Linked DNA regions of Homo sapiens: region 1 is linked to region 2. The links are chromatin contacts, found by Hi-C or POLR2A ChIA-PET in ENCODE. All regions are on one chromosome and are shown on one strand. The core of a region is the stretch at or near the end of the contact, and the rest is flanking DNA. Distances in the headings are between cores, read along the strand shown.

Region 1 (5,111 bases), core at 1,306-3,805, 340 kb after region 2:
TCAAGCTCTGTCCCATAACAGCATGCTCTCAGTTCCCCAGCTGTCGGAGGGCAGGGAAGATGATCTGACTTTTATTTCTCATCATCAGTGTCATCATCAATTGTCATTATTTTATGAGCTTGGCAAGCAATCAGGGAATCAGGGGCTGGGCGTATGGTAAACAGAATAGATCTCAATACCAGTTCACAGCATCACTACTGTGTGACATCTAGTAATAGTAAATATATTTTACTCTTTGGCATAATACTTCTAAATAGAGAAGAATTATTAGCAACTTAGTCTTTCCAAGTAAGTCTTCTTTTCTCTTCTTCTCTCATTTTCCCATCTTCTCTTGCATCTGGATTTAAAAACACTTTTCTTTTGAATGTTCATATATTCACAAAGAAGAGAGAATCATGTCATGAATATTTTGGATATGTTGCCCTTTTGGTTCTTCTGCCTCTTTCCCTCTCTTCTCTGTAATATTTTAAATCAGATTCCTGAAATCATGTCATTCTACTTTTAAATACAAATATGTCTCTCCTAAAAAAGACATTTTCACATCTAACAAAATTAACAATAATTCTTTAATATTATTCAATATCTAGTCTGTGTCCAACCTACTCAATTACTTCAAAAAAGTCTCTTTATAGTTTTTTTTTTAAATCAGGATCCAAACAAGATCCACATATTACATATCTTAATTCTCCTTCAGTCTAGAGCAGACTTCCCCCGACCCTCTTTCCCCATGGAACTTGAAGAAACCGCTGGTTTTATGTGACTGTCCCGTGATGTCGTTCACATGTTCCTTCATGCCCTGGTTTAATCTCTAAACTGGAAGCTCCACCTAATGTCTGGTGAGACCCAGGTTCAGGTTTTTGGAAGAGCGTATCGCAGCTGGTGCCTGTGCGTCACGGTGCTGCCCCGCAGGAGGTCACCTACTGGGAATGACGCTACCACTGACCCATGGAGCAAAGCGGCGGCGCCTCAGCCTCCCATCCTAGAGTTGTTCACCAACATTTTCCCTAAAGGTTTTGTAGGGAGTGCAAAATGGTGATCTGATTTTCTAATTCCATCCTTCACTGTATACTGTTTTCACCTTGAATTACTTTGGAAGGAAGAACTTGTATTCAGCAACAAGGGCCAGCTCTTTGCCCTGAAATACGGTCAGTTCAGAAGAGGCAGCATCATAAAATCACAATCACTCTGGGTGATAGCTAATTTCACACCACACGTGCCCCTCCAAGGGCTCCTGTTCCACTCAGAGTGAAAGCAAAGTCTTTCACAGTGACCCATGTGATTTCCACCCCTCCCGCATCCCTCAGACCACATCACCTGCCCCTCCCCGCCCCATCGCTCCACTTCAGCCACACTGGCCTCCCTGCTGCTCCTCTAACCCAGCAAGCACACCCCCCTTCTGGGCTGTGCACTCCCCGTCTGTCCTCCCCAGGGAGTTGCATATCTCCCTCCTCCTTTTCTCAGGTCTCTAAGAGCCATCTTGCCCAGAAGCTTTGCCCTGACCATGCTATATAAAATAGTAATCCCTGCCCTCTTGCTTCCCCATGTTGCGACCACACAGAGGAGAGTGCCTCCCCGACAGTGGTTTGCAAGTGTGGCCCCAGACCTGCAGCAGCAGCCTCACCTGGGGCCACCACCTCAGAAACACAGAGTCGGGGCCCTTCTCAGTCCTACTGTATCAGAAACTGAGGCTGGGAACAGCAATCTGTGTCAACAAGCTGTGCAGTAATTCTGATGCTGGCTCCAGCTGAAGAACCACTGCAGTATACTTTGCAAATATTAGCCACTGAATCCTCCTCATAAGCGGATGAGGTTGGGAATGGTGATGCTGCTGCTTCAGGGAACACCCTTTGAAAAGCAGTGTTCTGAACACTGAAGAGTTTTATACATCTCAGCCCTGAGATCCTATAATTAATTTTTCCATTGTAGCATTAGCATATTAAAAATAAAACAAAGCTAAGCTGCTTTAGAGTTTATAACACCTATTGGCCTACTGGCCTTGGGGTAACTGGATGTTGGCTGTTTTTATTTTTTTATTTTTGAGATGGAGTTTCACTCTTGTTGTCCAGGCTGGAGTGCAATGGCACAATCTTGGCTCATTGCAACCTCCACTTACTGGGTTCAAGCTATTCTTCCGCCTCAGCTTCTTGAGTAGCTAGGATTACAGGCACCTTCCATCGTGCCTGCTAATTTTTGTATTTTTAGTAGAGATGGGGTTTCACCATGTTGGCCAGGCTGGTCTTGAACTCCTGACCTCAGGCGATTCACCCGCCTCGGCCTCCCAAAGTGCTGGGATCACAGGCATGAGCCACTGCGCCCAGCGTAGATGTTGGCTTTTTAACCAACAGCAGGCATGTGACTTTTTTTTTTTTCAATGAAAAAAAAGAGTTCTTCCAACACCCAAAGGGCAAGGCAGGCAGAAGCACAAGAAACCTGAAGTTGCAAAGAAATTCAAAATTTCTCAGCCTATTTCAGATAAAAGGAAACTCAGAGAACACCCACCACGGTTGGCAGAGTCAAATGCTAGGCAGATAAGGAACGTGTGAAGCCCGCCGGGTGCTAGGGGCGGAGCCTGTGGCACATCGCCCGGTGCTTGCCCAGTTTAAAGGCCTTTAAATTCAATTAGAAAACAAAACACTGTCTAGGTCACACAGAACATGAGCAGGGTCAGGGACTGACTGCACACTGCCAGTCTGCAGCTGCTGATCCTTGTCCAACCTGCTTATTTTATTCAAGGGGAAAATAAGGTCACAGAGTTAGTTGGTAGCAAAAGCAAATTGTGATTTCCACACCAGGGGCTCTCCGGGCCTCTCACCATATTGCCTTTGGAGAATACAAGTCCCTAGGATTACTTTTGGGTTTTTGTAAAAATGGAGATTACAATAAAAAGAAAAGTTGAGGCTGATAGAACGTACAGCAGTTAAAATCAGCTTCCTCCTCCTCTACCAAATCAGAAAATCCTTTCGTGTTCTAGTCAACATAATGGCACCAGCTAATGAAACAAAGGGTCAGATCAGGCCATCAACTGGAAAGGGGTTTTCAAGAAACAGGTCTGTGATTGAGGAAAATACTAGCAGGTGGGAGCAGTAAGAGGTCTTCCTCTAAACCCAAGCAAAACGGTGCATTCTCAGCAGCGGCGGAGGCTCCGAGGCCTTCTAACACCCCATGCCATCTTGCTCTGGTGCCATCTTGTTCTTGGGCCATCTTGTTTTTGACAGAGCTTGTCTCACACAGTGTCTGCCTTTGAATTTCCTGCCCACGTGGACAGGGCCATGAGGACTCTAACACTACAGAATGCTAGTTCTCAGCCAAGTCCTGCACAGGGAATTTAGTGACAGCATCCTCCCTGAGTCTCAGCCATCTCTGGGGTGAATTCCTCTCGCCCCATGTATCAGGTGGGGACAAGGCCTCAGTGAGCAGGGCTCTCACATACCCCACAGGTGACTCGACAGGTCACACTGCGTGTATCACATGCATGCCCTGCTGCATGCACAGCTTGGACTGGCAAATAGATGCTAAGCTGGGGGCTCTTCTTTCCTGGGGGCTCCATCTCTCCCTCCAGTTCTATAGATTGGTGCCATTATTTTTAATGGCAAAAACCGTAATTACTTTTGCACCAACCTAATAAGATATCTGAGTTTATAAATGAGCTGACTGAAATCTGGACTCAGGCCAGGTGTGGTGGCTCACGCCTGTAATTCTAGCACTTTGGGAGGCCGAGGCGGGCGGATCAAGAGGTTAGGAGATCGAGGCCATCCTGGCTAATACGGTGAAATCCCGTCTCTACTAAAAATACAAAAAATTAGCCGGGCGCGGTGGCGGGCGCCTGTAGTCCCAGTTACTCGGGAGGCTGAGGCAGGAGAATGGCGTGAACCCAGGAGGTGGAGCTTGCAGTGAGCCGAGATGGCGCCACTGCTCTCCGGCCTGGGCGAAAGAGCGAGACTCCATCTCAAAAAAAAAAAAAGAGAGAAATCTGGACTCTTCTCCTAGGAGTGCCTGCTGGAAGTTGTAGAAAATGCACACACACAGATTTGCACCTCACCTAACTCAGCAGTTAAGCAAATGTTTCCCAAGAAGGTGGGAGGCTGCGAGTCAGAATGTGTGTGTGATCATCCACTTGGGTGGCGGGAAGGAGGAGACAGCACCTCCATGCCACGCCCACATTGTTCTCACCTGGACTGCCATAGTCGCCTGTGACCAGGGCTTTTGCTACCAAAGAGTTCTTCCCTTTAATCCATCTGACATCCTGCTGGCAGGTTACTGCCCCTAAAGCCCAGCTCTGTTCTATTTCAATACTGCTAAAAATGCTACGTCAGTCCAAATTCTGAGCCCACCAACCATGGTCCTCCATGATTTCGTCCCAGGCCTATTCCCCTTCTCACAGGCTGCTCTTCTCACATAACTCAATGTTCCTGGCAAGCCAGGTGGCTGCAAGCCCTACACTGCCACAGCAGCGAGCTCCTTGAAAAGGAAAACCACTCTGTCACCTGTGTCCTTCCTAACGTCTAGCATTGTATTCAGCACTTACCAGAGGCTCAACACGCCCTGAATCAGACCACAGAAATCAGACCACAGAAATCAGGCACAACTTCCATGTGGAAATTTATTACCCAATGTGTTCAGCTAAGAAATTGAGTAAATTAAGAAATAACTGTAGTAGGCTTTTTTTTTTTTTTTTTGACAAGGTCTCCCTCTTTTACCTAGGCTGGAGTGCACTGGTGTGATCACAGTTCACTGCAGCCTTGACCTCCTGGGCTCCAGTGGTCCTCCCACTTCAGCCTCCCACTTCAGCGTCCCTATAGCTGAGACTACAGGCACATGCCACCATGCCTGGCTGATTTTTAAAATTTATAGTAGACAAGGTCTTGCTACATTGCCCAGGCTGGTCTTGAACTCCTGAGCTCAAACAATCTTCCTACCTCAGCCTCCCAAAGTGCTGGAATTACAGGTGTGAGCCACCACTCCTGGCAGACTAGCTTTATTAAGCATATTTACACAAGGGCATGAGCATCCGTCATGAATGTAGCCTCTGAGGGCTCTGCGCTAAACACAAATGCAGAGTTCCTCAGGGCTGCTTCAACCACAGGAGAGCCAGGAGGCCTGTTTGTTGGAGC
Region 2 (4,072 bases), core at 1-2,500:
CTGCCACAAGGTGGTGATGTTGCATCACACACGCGCATGATGGGCGCGCAGGCGCCAATGCTCCCAGGACCTGCTGTTCCATTCCTAAATGAAAGTTGTTCCCAGGATCTGGACTCACAAGACAAGGCAGCCTATTCCCTGCTGGGGAGCTCAGGGGCAAGAGGGCATCTCGGAGGGAGGGCACATTCTCACCTCTGAAGACAAGGAGAACATCATCAGCACATAGACCAATCCCAGCAGTGCACCTTAGGATGGGGAGGGCCACTGTGAGTTACAGCAAAATGAACGAATGAATGAACCAATAAATGTCTGAGAGGGAAAGTCCCAACGACCCTCAGGAGGTACAATCAAGAGTTGCAGTTATTTTCGTTAGGAACGTTCTAAACACAGGGGAAACCTTCCTTCCTTCTGCTCTATTGTTGGAGTGGGGCCATCCCGGGACACCAGAAATCAAGGAATTGAGTTTGGAGAAGGGACTTGGGGAGGTCACAGTGGCAGGTGACTGCCAAATGAGGTGGCAGAAGCCAGCAAGCGCTGGAAAAAGTCGGCCCAAACTGTTCACCAGCACCGCCCCCCATAACTCCCCACCGGCTCTGGTTTCAAGACTTTCCGTTTTCTAGGTATTTCCTTGGCCTTAAACCATTTTCCTTTAAACGAACTTTTTCTGTGAAGCCATCCGGTTTCCCCCGATAGTGGCATCTCACAAAGGACAATCCAGTATCCCAACAGCGTGTTGCGTTCCGCGGGACGCAGATTTCCTTCACAGGCACCCCCCGGGTTGCGTTTTTATAGCCACACCCACCCGCCCCCCTATCTCCTGGGCACTGCTAATGAGTCCTGCATTTCTCTCCTTTGGTCTTTGGATAAATGAACCATCCGTGCGTGACCTTTGCGAGGGCATCTTGCATAATACCAGTACACCAGCGGCGCCGTCGGTGAGTGACCTTTGGGACTGGTTTCTCTCACCAGCGTAACTCCCCGGGAGATCCGAGCAAGCTGATGAGTGTATCAGTGGCTCATTCTTTCTGTTGCACCACGGACCCTCATTCTGTAACCGGGATACCAGCCAGAGATGGGGAGCGGGAGGCGCAGGGCAGGGGCGTCCCTCCTCTCAGCACAGCCTCCCCGCGCTGGATTTCTATCAATCCAGTTTCCACCTGCCTGGAAGTCAGCAGGGTCCTCCCCAGTCCCAGATCGCCGGGCGAGGCCCCAGATGGACCTCAGGGGCGGGGAGTGGGCGGAGCTTAGGGGCCGAGGCGAGGTGTGGGTGGGGCGGGACGCCGCTGTGGAGGCGGGGCCTGGGCGCGGACGGGCGCGGAGCGAGGCACCGCACCGCCGGGGCGGGGAGTGGGCGGGGCTCGGGGGCGGGGCGGGGTGTGGGCGGGGCTCACGGGCGGGGCGGGTGAGTGGGCGGGGCCTCGGCGTGGTAGGCGCGCTGCGTAAAGAGGCCTGCAGTCCCGCGGCGCGGGGCAGGTTCCGGGCTGCTTAGGTTGGCACCGGTCCGTGGTCCCCGGGGGCGCAGTCGCAGCGCTCCCGCCCTCCAGGCGTCAGCGAGTGCGCGGTCCAGTGCGGCCGGAACCTGGCGCAACTCCTAGAGCGGTCCTTGGGGAGACGCGGGTCCCAGTCCTGCGGCTCCTACTGGGGAGTGCGCTGGTCGGAAGGTGAGTGATCCCCTGTCGGGGACCGGGGGACTTGGGAAGGACAGTTCCCGGACTGGACGGCCAGAACGCTCTCAGGGATTTCAGCTGGCCGGCCATATGGCCCTGTGGGTCGTCGCGCCCGGGCCAGGGACCATTCTGTACATAGGATCGTGCTTGGCTCTCACGGAACGCGCCCACACGCAGGGTCCCGGTGTCGAATCGTCTGGTGGAATCTGCCCTCAACCCTATGGAGCGGGTGCTGGTATCATAGTCATATTACAAGTAGGAATCAGCGGGCCCAAGGTCAGTCTGTAAAGGGGGTACCGGGGTTTAGGCCCGTGCGCTGCCCAGCGCTGCCCTGAAGGCGCGGCTGAACCACTGGTTTGCGCTGCCTTTGTCAAGGACATTGTGGCACTGTGGAAAAAATGAAAAATCAGCTTCTCTAACCTATAATCTCTCTGGGAAAAAAAAAAATCAGCTTTTTTTTTTTTCCCCGAGACGGAGTCTCACTCTGTCGCCCAGGCTGGAGTGCAGTGGCACGATTTCGGCTCACTGCAACCTCCGCCTCCCGGGTTCAAGCAATTCTCCTGCCTCAGCCTCCCGAGTACCTGGGATTATAGGGGCGTGCCACCACGCCTGGCTAATTTTTTGTATGTTTAGTAGAGACGGGTTTCATGTTGGTCAGGCTGGTCTCAAACTCCTGACCTCGTGATCCGCCCGCCTGGGCCTCCCAAAGTGCTGGGATTGCAGGCGTGAGCCACTGCTCCCGGCCCTCTTTTTCTTTTTTCTTTTTTTTTTAGAAGAGTCTCACTCTGTTGCCCAGGCTGGAGTGCAGTGGGGCAATCTCAGCTCACTGCAACCTCTGCCTTCCAGGTTCAAGCGATTCTCCCCCCTCAGCCCCTTGAGTAGCTGGGATTACAGGCGCCTGCCACCATGCCCGGCTAATTTTTGTATTTTTAGTACAGGTGGGAGTTTCACCATATTGGCCAGGCTGGTCTTGAACTCATTCTTCTTCCTTTCTTTTTCTTTTTTTTTTTTTTTTGAGATGGAGTTTCACTCTTATTGCCCAAGCTGGAGTGCAATGGCACAATCTCAGCTCACTGCAACCTCTGCCTCCCGGGTTCAAGCTATTCTCCTGCCTCAGTCTCCCGAGTAGCTGGGATTACAGGTGCGTGCCACTACACCCAGCTAATTTTTGGTATTTTTAGTAGAAATGGAGTTTCACCATATTAGTCAGGCTGGTCTCAAACTCCTGACCTCAGGTGATCCGCCTGCCTCGGCCTCCCAGAGTGCTGGGATTAATGAACCACTGCGCCCGGCCAAAAATCAGCTTCTTTAACCTTTAATCTCTGAAAAAATAAATCAGTTTAACCTTTAATCTCCGAAGATCACAGCCAAAGAAATACATGAAAAGGAACAAGTATTAAATAATATATACTTCTAGCTGTGCTGTTTATAGTTTTGGGAAAAAAATGGAAATAACCTAAGGTCCCAGAAATAGGAAAATGGGCACAAAAGGGTATGCAGGCAATGGTTTAGCTGCCGCATGAATACACACTGAATACACTGTGAGATGTTGTCTGTTAGAATGCCCAGCACGGGGACTGTCCACATGGAAAGAGGCACAGGAAAAAAAGTGAAAACATTATAAAATAACTTCTTAAAATTAAATAATGTACACGTCAAAAATATCAGAGCCCACTTGACCTGGTATATACAGTTTAATAACCACATGGCTCTTTTTTCCTGTAGGCCTGGGTAGGTGCATAGTTTCTAAAAAGGGAGAGAACTGTCACTGCTGTGGATGGGGTGCCAAGGGAAGTGCCTGGGGTCAAGTGAACAGTGACACAACTGCAAGTCAAGAGCCTGTGTTGGAGTCTTTCCCCACTATTTCAAATAGTATAGAAAATAGAGCTGAGTCACTCAAATAGAGCTGAGTTAGTCACTCAGCTCTTGGACCTCAGATTCTTATTCTTAACCGCTAGGGGGATGGAGACAGAAGTCACAAACTCACATGCCACCAGCCATATGATGTAAACATGTAAACTGGGCCAAGGAATACAAAAGGGAGTGGTGAGCTGGGGACACTGAAGAATGGATGCCCTGTCTAGAGGAGTGAAAATGAAGCATTTCATACAAACAACATGATTTCGGGCAATCACTTTGGGAATCAGGATAAGGTGTTCCCCCAGTCTGCAGAAACACTGGCAACATTTACAAAGGTAAATCATTTCATATCACTCTATTTTCTTTTTCTTTTTTGAGACAGAGTCTTGCTCTGTTGCCCAGGCTGGAGTGCAATGGCACAATCTTGACTCACTGCAACCTCCACCTCCCAGGTTCAAGTGATTCTCCTGCCTCAGCCTCCCAAGTAGCTGGGACTACAGGCACATGCCACCATACCCGGATAATTTTTGTATTTTTTAGTAGAG

The links. Hi-C counts contacts between places; a loop is a spot of excess contacts on that map. ChIA-PET counts read pairs that join two places held with the same protein, here RNA polymerase II (POLR2A). Pooled maps may share reads with other maps.
Region 1: a loop to region 2 is called in a pooled map, with 2.0 times the contacts of the local background. The contact joins the enhancer-like site here to the promoter of NQO2-AS1 in region 2. A Hi-C loop is called at or near these places in 1 of 50 pooled maps. POLR2A ChIA-PET finds 5 or more read pairs at or near these places in 3 of 52 experiments (Caco-2, HEK293 and WTC11).

What each region holds. Positions count from the first base shown.
Region 1 is chr6:3,332,141-3,337,251 of GRCh38, forward strand. All of the region lies in intron 3 of SLC22A23 (solute carrier family 22 member 23), which reads right to left. Among named protein-coding and RNA genes, the nearest start is that of PSMG4, 76 kb to the left of the region's middle. Within about 2 kb of position 2,556, at least 7 of the 41 ENCODE cell types and tissues checked have a DNase peak (open chromatin) inside an H3K27ac peak, as active enhancers do.
Region 2 is chr6:2,998,425-3,002,496 of GRCh38, forward strand. NQO2-AS1 (NQO2 antisense RNA 1) reads right to left here and starts at 1,251. Exons shown (of 2, transcript NR_186367.1): 1 at 967-1,251. NQO2 (N-ribosyldihydronicotinamide:quinone dehydrogenase 2) reads left to right here and starts at 1,470. Exons shown (of 7, transcript NM_000904.6): 1 at 1,470-1,661. RefSeq lists a silencer at 1,219-1,468.